Linked DNA regions of Mus musculus: region 2 is linked to region 1. Evidence: chromatin loops called from intact Hi-C (ENCODE). Cell type or tissue: heart. All regions are shown on one strand.

The links. Peaks named below come from ENCODE experiments on the same cell type or tissue, not always from the same donor. Only the 100,000 strongest peaks of a DNase experiment are listed, where the experiment ranks them.
Region 2: it touches region 1 in a loop (4-fold over the local background); 3 of 42 quality-filtered maps call a loop at or near these places.

What each region holds. Positions count from the first base shown.
Region 1 is chrX:6,090,165-6,095,164 of GRCm38, reverse strand. It overlaps Gm26618 (a long non-coding RNA gene), which reads left to right and starts at 2,609. Exons shown (of 4, transcript XR_001782831.2): 1 at 2,609-3,160. In heart, a CTCF peak has its summit at 2,816; no DNase peak of the experiment used is centred here; H3K4me3 peaks cover 1,010 bases; H3K27me3 peaks cover 961 bases.
Region 2 is chrX:5,800,448-5,805,447 of GRCm38, reverse strand. No RefSeq gene overlaps it. Among named protein-coding and RNA genes, the nearest start is that of Gm39489, 53 kb to the right of the region's middle. In heart, a CTCF peak has its summit at 2,064; no DNase peak of the experiment used is centred here.

The DNA of each region.
Region 1 (5,000 bases):
AATATTGGTATGATTAGTGTTAAGATACATTTCACAGGAGGAAAATCATGCCTAGTACTATAAACCTAGCCAACTACTCAAAGCTGTGAAGTCATGGATCATATTTAACACACACACACACACACACAAAATCAAACTACTCCCACTATTTTACTAGACAAACATAATTCCTAACTTCATTCAGAAACTTATCTTTATACCAACCAATAGTGTAATTCTCACCTTCACATCAAAACTTCTTTTTGCAGCAAAAAGAAAACCATTACAGAAAACCACAACTATTCATACTGTAGAGACCAGTTTGGGAGAGCAGAGGAAGCCTGCCCCTCCCCCAGATACATCTACAACACAACACAACATTTGTACCTAAGGCCCACATAGTAACATAGCAGAAAGGGAAATGAAAATATTCTAAGAGCCAGAGACCAAAAACCAAAAACCAAAAACCAAAAACCAAAACCCTTCTGTGAGACTGAGTTGTGTAGAAATGAAAGCAAAGCTATACCTTGCTAGCTGAACAGATGGCTGCCTGAATGATGACAATACCAATACACATGCTGACAAGGAAGGGTGAAATTTCAAGGGGTCCTACTCCTAGACAAAATCTACACGCAAATAATGATTGCTAAGAGAATGAGAATTAGTTTCTCACAGGGGTGAGCTCCCTAATTGGTTATCCAGCACAAAGTACTAAAATGATATCAGAAGCAACACCACATAGAATTAGCAGGTTGTATGTATGTGTGTATTTATGTAAGTATGCATGTATGTAAAACAAGAAAAAGAGGAAATGAATTTGAGAGGGCGGGGAGCATAGGAGATGTTGGAGGGAGGGGAACATGGAAGACCTTGCAGAGAGTAAAAGAATGGAAGAAGTGATGTAATTAGATTCTAATTAAAATTAAACAAATGTGAATATAAAAAATACTCAATATTTAATGCCTTGTGTAAAAATAAATAAGTACACTTGTTTAAAAATACCTTTTCACAGATAAGGAAATAACAGAATGAAAAGGTATTTTATAGAATGGGAGAAAATTTTTGTCAGCTGTTCAACGGAGAATGGATTAATATCTGGAATATATTAAAAACTATAAAAACAAATTAACAAATATCCCTAAAGAAATGAATGACACAATGGGAAAATGGACAGATGAACTCTATACAAATAAAATATAGTTATTAATATGTATATGCATAAAACTATGTGAACCAGCTATCTTACAATAGAAACATCTGCCTATCCATGTTTTCTATACAATTATTCATATGGGTCAAGTTATGGAACCAGTCTATGTGGTCACCGATGAATGAATGGACAAAATATGACTTATAGTGCATTACTATTTAGCCATACAGAAAATGAATTCATATCTTTGCAGGAAAATGGATGGAATTTTAGATAATCATATTCAGTGGTATAAGCCACACTCAGAAATAGTTTCTCCCAATTACAGAACCTATATTAAAAAGAAAAGGCGTGACAGTAGAACGGGGTTTATTTGGAAAGAAGTCAGCCAATGTGGGAAGGCAGAAAATATGAGAGGATTACAGGGAATGAATATCATTAAAATATGTTATATTACACATAAATCTCACAATAAAAGTCACATTTTATATAATTAATACATTCTAAAATATGTTTGGAAGAAGAAAAACCAACTTGTTATCATTAAATGTCGAAATGACAGAATTAAGAATGTAAACCTCAAAACTGAAATTCTTGGTTACAAAGAAGTCCCCACACTAACAAGGAATCAGTTCTCTAGGGTCTTTCTTCTGCTTTGTTTTTTCTTTGATTTGTTTTGCAGTCTATACCTGCTCTGTCTTAGCCTGAAGGCTTTTGGAGGTGTGGGAGGTGCATCTACTTTGCATTTGCACTAGACTAATTAAATTTAAATTCTTCACCTTAACTGAGGGGAAACACTTGAGGAAAAGATTCTACTTAAGTTAGCTTTTCTTCACCCAGCATCCAGAACATTTCCTAAATTTTAGCATATAAGAAAACTAAAAGTAAATCCAAATGAAATGTTTTAAGATTACCAAACCTTAGTGAAAGTATTTCAGAATACATGAAATAAATCCAGTTCCTTTTGTATTAAATATTTCAAATATATTTTCGTATTTATTCTCTGCTATATTGAAATAGAATAGTATTTTTCTCCTTTTCCATATTCATTTATATATAATCATATACATATACAATTATTCAGAACTAAAGGCACAGGTTTTTGATACCAACACAAAAGCTTATCAGGACGGAAATTTAGGAAAAGGGGGGTGGTGGTGGTGGCTTCAGATACACTGCAGATACACGTCGTTGCACTAGCCACTGTCACTTTAACAGTAAGAAAAACACCTTGGCCTCTTTTGCAACAAGTGACTGGTCTTTGCACTTCCAAGAAGCAAAGAAGTAAGCTAGTAAGTTGTTAAGACTTGAGCTTCCCATTCTTTGTCCTCTCAACAGGGTCAAGACTCTTAACTTTGGCTTTTATGGCCAGAGGGGTTGCGGGTGGGGGTGGGGACAGAGTGAGGCAGAATAAAGAACACAGCCACAACCACAACCAAAACCAAACGGCACAGCCAAGGGAGAATCGCAGCTTTCTCCCCGCCCCCTACCCCCAGCTACCTTGAATCTGGCCCCACAAGAGCACAGCAGCCTGGGGTCCATGGTGAGATCTGGAGTCTTTTGGAAGCTGCTGAGGCAAAGCCCCTTTGCAGAGGGGGAAAAAAAAAAAAAAAAAAGATCAGGGGCGCGGATGCACAGCTCCTTGCGCCGCCTGCCTTTACCAATGACCTAGCCCGTGCACGCAGCGCAAGCGCTGGGAGGCGCTCGGGCAGCGCCGGGCCTAGGCCCTAAAGGCTCCTAAGCCAAGCTCCTGCGGAAAGCTCCGTGTCCAGGGTTGTAGAGTGGCGCTGCGACTGAGGCTCGGCGCAGAGTTGGGGGCTGTGCCCCTGCAGCCTCCCCAGTGCAGGATTATAGCTGCGGATTCTGCAGAAAGGGGCAGCGCCTGCGCCTGCACTTCGCAGCCTCCGCCCTCCTTGCTCCACTTGGCGAGGGGAGCATCACTGCTCACAAGCTAGCTTCCGCAGCAGGTGCACTTGGTCTGATTCCCTTTACTGCTCTGCGCTGCCTGGACCACAAGACATTTTCCTGAAGGTAAAGTCCACAGACAAGTGGCCTCACTCTCCCGCTCATCCACTTTTGTCTTGCGATTCCGCACATTCAGTATTTGTATGGTCAGTGTTTTGTCTTTTGAAGTGGTTTACCCTTGCAAACTCAGTTCTTTGATGCGTTTTTTTGTTTGTTTGTTTGTTTTTGTTTTAAAAAAGCCGTTTGTCACGTTTGTCCGTCGTCTCCTAAGAAGGCAGCGCTTGTGTGCTTGCGTGCGCGTGCGTAGATTTTCAACTTCTTTACTCGAAGGAGCTGAAATCAGAAGTGGCCATTTTTGCAGTATGGTACAGTCAGTATAAGTCTGTGGTTTAAAAATGCACAATAAAGAGCTGAGAAGCAGGGTGTGAGGAGTTTAAAGGAGTTGCAGAGATTGTGAGAAGGTTGTAAATTTAGAAGCAAATGATTTTTATTTAAACACTTGTTCCTCTTTAGTTTTTAAAATCATGTAAGTAATTTTGAAAAAGAAAAGTATTGCGATTTCAGTAGAAATAATCTGCAAAAGTTTCACACAGAAAATATGTACAAATAATAATATCATGGGCAGGTTATGTCAGAAACATAGAGTGAAATCTTTCCTTTCCATAAAGTCAAAGTTTGATGGATAACAATTAAATTTACAACTATGTCAACTTCATTGGGTTTGGTTTACTAAGTACTTATGATTTCAATCTATAGTTGTGGGCATATTCTCAGATCACATGATACAATTCACACAATGAAATTGTGCATGTATATGTATATCTACATATATAAATGTGTGTATATGTGTTAACAGGATGGTTAAGAAAAGGTTAAAGGGCTTACAGAGTCCAAAGGAGGCAATATTGAAGGTATACACAGTGAGCTTTATTAATAAAAGGTATGGAAAAGTGTCTTTAGGTGCTAGGTACAAAATTTTCGGAACAAATGACATGATAGTGTATTGTTGTAGGCACGGAATTGTCAGATTCCAGTGGCAGGCCTGTTTGAATGCCAGTTAGAAATGGGTTGTATGTCAATTTCAGGAGAAATTGAGCTTCAGCTAGAGGCTTGGTCCTTTGCTATGGCAGTTTTCCTGGCTGGAACCCACGACCAGTGACCAAGTGATAGGTCAGTGTATGTGCCATAATCTTGCCTTGGGGTTTTTCCTTCTTCTATAGACAAGGTGGATGACTTACATTATTTGTCGGTCATGTGTGTTTGATAAGGCCTGTAGCCTGGTGTTGTTCATATGGTTTTGCGATACCTGTCTGTCCATGTTTCCATGATTTGATTTAATAAGTTCACAGGTGGTTGTAGCTTACTTGTGTGCAAATAAGTTATTTATCAGACTGTACCTTATAATTTGTAAATATTGTTTACTTGCATAAAGGAGAAAAAGAGTCATCCTGCTTTGACATTTGAACTCAAAGTTGAGGAAACTATTGTGTTATAAAGTAAAATGCCCCAGGGCAAGGTACAGCTTGGAAGTTATTGTTCAATATAATTGGGAGTGACTTAGCGCAGGGTACCATTGCTTTCCACAACTCAGGGTACTCTTTAAACAATTAAATACATGTTTCAATATATGCAGTTAACACCTTTCATTTGCTGATGTTAATCAGTATTTGGAAGTTGAGCTTTACTCTAATCTTGTCATATTTGCACGTTAATTGACTTAGTAATGTGGAAATTATGTCTTGCTAAATTTGGAGAAAACAATGCAAAGAAATGAACTGCACTACTTTTCCCAAGGGGGGGGGGGCGGAAACAGGGCTGAAAAGACTGTTACTTGTTGAAAGTCAGATGTTAAATAAGAGTTAGAATTAAGAGTCTTCTAAGCCCATCTGTTGAGCTCTAAATTATG
Region 2 (5,000 bases), 290 kb after region 1:
CTACTGATCTTCAGACTGATCTATGATGGTTTTAAATGAGTAAGTTTATTGAGCAAGAATCAAGCAAAAGTCAAATAACAAATAGCAAGTAGCAGATAGCGTTATCTAATTGGGGGGAGAGTATCCAACAGAGTTCCCGATTGAGAGGCCCAGGTGGAGTATCGTGTTCTCCCTTGTGTGAGGCAGCTAAGTAAAAGAGCACATAGCAAGCAGCAGACAGCAAAACAGTGAATCTAGTGCTTACAGCACTAGCAGGAGTGACTGGCAAAGTCCTAGTGAAGCAGCCTTGTTGGAGTTCCCGATTCAGAGATTTCTAGAACAGACCATTCTCTCCATAGATTTGACATTAACCATGGCGAATTCCTCATAGATCCCAGAGCCCCAGATGGAGGGATGAATGTGAAGTGAAGGCTTACTGTTGTCTATAATGTCGGAGAGTTCACTGTTTTTACATGCTAACCCTGACAGGCATCTTTGGGCTCCTGTTCGTTGTACAGGGCAAATCTCAGTGGGCCCAGAGTTCAAAGAGTACGACACAAGCAATGACACAGATTGACAAGATGGGAAACAAGCTGGAAACTATTTGAGAGCTTAGTGCCTAAGCCCATTGCCTGGAAGCAAGGGGTAGTCATTAAGCTGAGGCAATGTTTTTCCTTCCTCTCTCAGGAATCCTATTAATTTTGCTCTCTGATGACTATGCTTTGTTTACATCTGCTTTGTCATACTCTAGCTACTCTAAAATTCTCCTTGTTAATTTACAGCCAACATTTCTATCCTTGGGGATATGGATTCAATTTCCTAGATAATATGATTTTCACTAGTGCATTGGAGTCCAAAGAAGGAATGGCCACCCGTTTGCATTTTTTGCTCAGATTATGATAAAAACAAAACAAAATAAAAAATAACCAAATAAAGTAATTTATGAGAGCAATTTTACTCTCTTGTGAACCTAGCAATCTAGTAGCTAAGGACTTTTTGTTTGTTTGTTTGTTTTTGCAAAAAAATCCTTATTCCACTAAAGTACAAGCAATATCCTCAGATATTCTCTTAACAGGAGCTTGCATTATAATGCTGTGGAACTTATTCTCAGGAGAGAGACAATGGTAGTGATAGGTTCAAGCACTGGCTGGAGAAAGAGTAAGCTGTGAAGAGTCAGAGAATCAAATCATTGTTTCAAATTCTTCTGCAGCTCTACTTAGACATAGGAGTGCTTGGCTTTTGATTATGGGATAAGATAGAGAGCTCCAACCTGTCATATCTCCTCAAGGATTTGAAGCAGAAACAAATGTCTTTCTTTCTCTATTCCTGATACCCTTGTAGGTTTCTCTTTGCTTAATATCAATGTTATGGTTTGTATATGCTTGGTCTATTAGAAGGTGTGGCCCTGTTGGAGTAGGTAAGTCACTGTAGGTGTGAGCTTTAAGACCCTCATCCTAGCTGCCTGGAAGTCAGTATTCTACTAGCAGCCTTCAAATAAAGATGTAGAACTCTCAGCTCTGCCTGTATCATGCCTGCCTAGGTGCTGACAGATCCCACCTTGGTGATAATGGACTGCACCTCAGAACCTGTAAGCCAGCCCCAATTAGATGTTGTTCTTATAAGAGTTGCCTTGGTCATGGTGACTGCTCACAGTAGTAAAACCCTAACTAAGGCAATCATCAAAGAATATTCTCTATTTTCCTCCAGTTCCTTTGACTACCCGTTATGATGCATCCTTAAGAACTAGAATAAATTTGATATGAGAATACAAAATTTAAAAAAAATAAAAATGAAAACATCATCCTAAAGGTTTCCCTAACATTTAAAAAGGATTTATTTATTTTATTTTATGTGTATGAGTGTTTATGTGTATGAGTGTTTTGACTGCATGCATGTATATGAACCACATGTATGCCTACTGCCCATGGAGTTTAGAAGAGGGTGTCAGATGCCCTTGAACTGGAGTTACAGGTGGCTATAAATCATCACATGGGTGATGGGAACTGGACCGTGGTCCTCCACAAAGAGCAATGAGTGCCTCTCTAAGCACTCTTGCTGAGCTCAAGGACTAGTGTGTTGGACACTGACACCAAGTGTTCCTCAGTGGTAATGACACCAGCAGATTTTGAGGTCCTGGATCATCTGCCATCAATGCTTCTGCTGTGTCCTTTCTTCATACTTTTTGGCTCTTTCTTGCCATGTGGCTTCCAAACTCTACTCCTTAGAGAGATAGCACCATGGGCAGGTGAGCCCAGCATCCAAACAGGCCATGGGAAGGTCCCAAGTCACTTTCATTAATGTCTTGGGCCTGTATGTGTTCCTTATTCTTACCATGGCACATAAAGTTTGTTGATCCAATGCCCACCACTATTCATTTCATTTTCAGCTGTTGAGAAGGCTCTAGGTCTGTACCAGTATGAGTGGCTGCGTATTAAAGTGATGTAGAGACCCTTTCATTGACTCCATTGAAAGAGTCTATCAAAGCTGCCTGTGCTCCCTAAAGGTAGCCATCTCCAAGTATGTGCTGTGCTATGCACTGGCCTCTGAGGTTATGATAAATTATTAGGATCTCCAATGAGCTCATACTTAACTAGAGTCAACATGGGCAAGAGATGAGGGCACACACACACACACACACACACACACACACACACACACACCCTACCTTCTCTTTCCTTTTTCCGATTGAAATTCTTCTTCTCAACAAGTCCTCTCCTATTTGATGCTATGGGCTTTCTTTTGTAATTTGTTTACCGGAGTTTAGTTTGTTAACCTGAGTTGTTTGAATGTGTGTGAGTTGGAGGTTATTTACTAGATCATAGACAACTTACCAATTGCTATACTATTAAAGAAAATGCCACCTCCTATCTCAGTACTCAGTGAAGGTCTTGCCACCCTCCATGGTATCAGTGCTTGAGAAGTAACAATCTATTCTGCAGAGAAGCCTCAGCCTCCATGGAAACTTTAGATATGTAGAGCTCAAGACTGACTACCAAGCTAAGATGAGGCAACTCGAAGATATTGACTTGTCTCATTTGTACCTAGCAAGGACACAGGTACCACCCCCAAATCTTCCTAGGAAGCATCACTGTTATGACCAAGTTGCACAAAGACTTCATGACAGCGTCTCTTTCCTATGGCCTCTATGCCTCATTAGTCAGTATCTCAGCTACCATTTTCCCCATGGTCTCTAGAAGCAGTCATCTCTAGTTTTCTACATATAGCAACTAACATCCCTAGTGCCAGATCATGTCCTTTAGAATTATGAATATGCCTGAGATCTTTATCTCTACAAGTGTACCCCAAAAGTTCCTGTTTTCTGCATCATTGTACCCAAGACTCAACCTGCTCTTCAACAATGCCATGCCTTTGTACCAGGCCCTATTTATACAGCCAGGCCCTTAGTCAGCCAAGAAAAAGTACCAGGTTATTCAAAGTCCTTACCTAAATAATATATTGTTTTAACAGCATTGTAATGTGCCATTGATTAATCTTGAATTATATCTCTACAATCTGTAAAAAAAATACCTTTTTAATCAGTGTTTTGTTGCTTTGCCTCAGGTTCAGATTCAATCACAAAGCAATGTGTAAGAACGTACAAATACCAATACAGTTCAAGATCAGCATAGAATTCTAGTTATCACACAATCAAATTGTTTATGAAATGGAATTACACAAAATATATTGTAAAGATATTAAAGAAACTTTCACAGGATTATAATTGCTATTGTTCTTCTGGAAACCAATATTTATCCATGATAGAATGAATAAATACAGTGCACTTTTTATAGATGCACACAAACATATCTACATGTAACAACATCAATATGTATCAAAATCAAGTAACTAAATAAATTTTGAGTCTGAAACATGTTTATGGTAGAGAATTATTTTTCTATAAAGTTTGAAAATGAGCAACATAAACCTCCAGTGACCTATGTCAGAAAAATGATTGACTTCAAAAGCAAAAAGCAGTTAGAAATATGCAAGTTGGAGGTGCCATTCATATTCTATTATATATTATTGTCAAGGTGTTAGGTACATAAGTATGTTTGTTTTGTAAGCTTGGAAGCATGTGTGTCTATGGTAAAACATCATGAGGCTGCTTTCCCTTCAGATTTGGGCACTGTTTCCTTTGAATTTTGTTTCAGTGGCAAACACTTTAAGGGAGTGGAAGGACCTCATAAAACAGAGGCTAGAAGTACTCTTCAGATTCCAAGCCATATATTGCAAATTGCTAAGGGCAAGTTGTGTAAAACCAATTATTTTCCTTATATTTCTTACCTGAACTGAATGACACAAACTAACCTAAGACCTAAGATGAGGTCAAGATATGTCCATGTGTCAGGAACATTTTACATTTTCATATATTAAAACAATACATCGTTACATCCAGCATTCTTATTTCTAAACCACACTTTGGTTTCTCTGTAGAGTATGATGTATCAATTAAAACATGTTTGGTTAATACAATCTCAGAGAGAGATTGTGGAGAGCTGATACTAGAGGACTTCTAAGAATTTAACAATACCACTAGTATCATGTTTCCAGAGAGTGTTTGGTCCCAGTATTTATGTGATTTGGCACTGATACTTCTTCTCCTTTGACTTTCTAATATAATAGATAATTAAAATATTTAAACTTTCACAATATTACTCCATCCATGCAAGGAATAACAATGATACAGATCTCTTATATGTTGAAGACACTTCTTATACATTTGAATGCCATGAGTTAGAGGTTAAATTTATGGTCCCCACAATTATGCCTATGTTGTTGTATGTGAATGAACTTGTAAAAGTGTGCCCATTCTTTGACTGGACATGTAATCGGTCATCTAGCTGTGTCAGAGCTCACACACCTTTGTTTAATAAATAGGAGTGGTTTCCAACCTTCTTTCAAGGTTTAGGGACACTAAAATAAGGTTCAGGAATTTTTAACTTCTTAAAAATTTGACTATTTGCATTCACCTGTGATTGCAAGTTTCTATGAAATTTTGCTTCCTACATCTATCTTAAAAT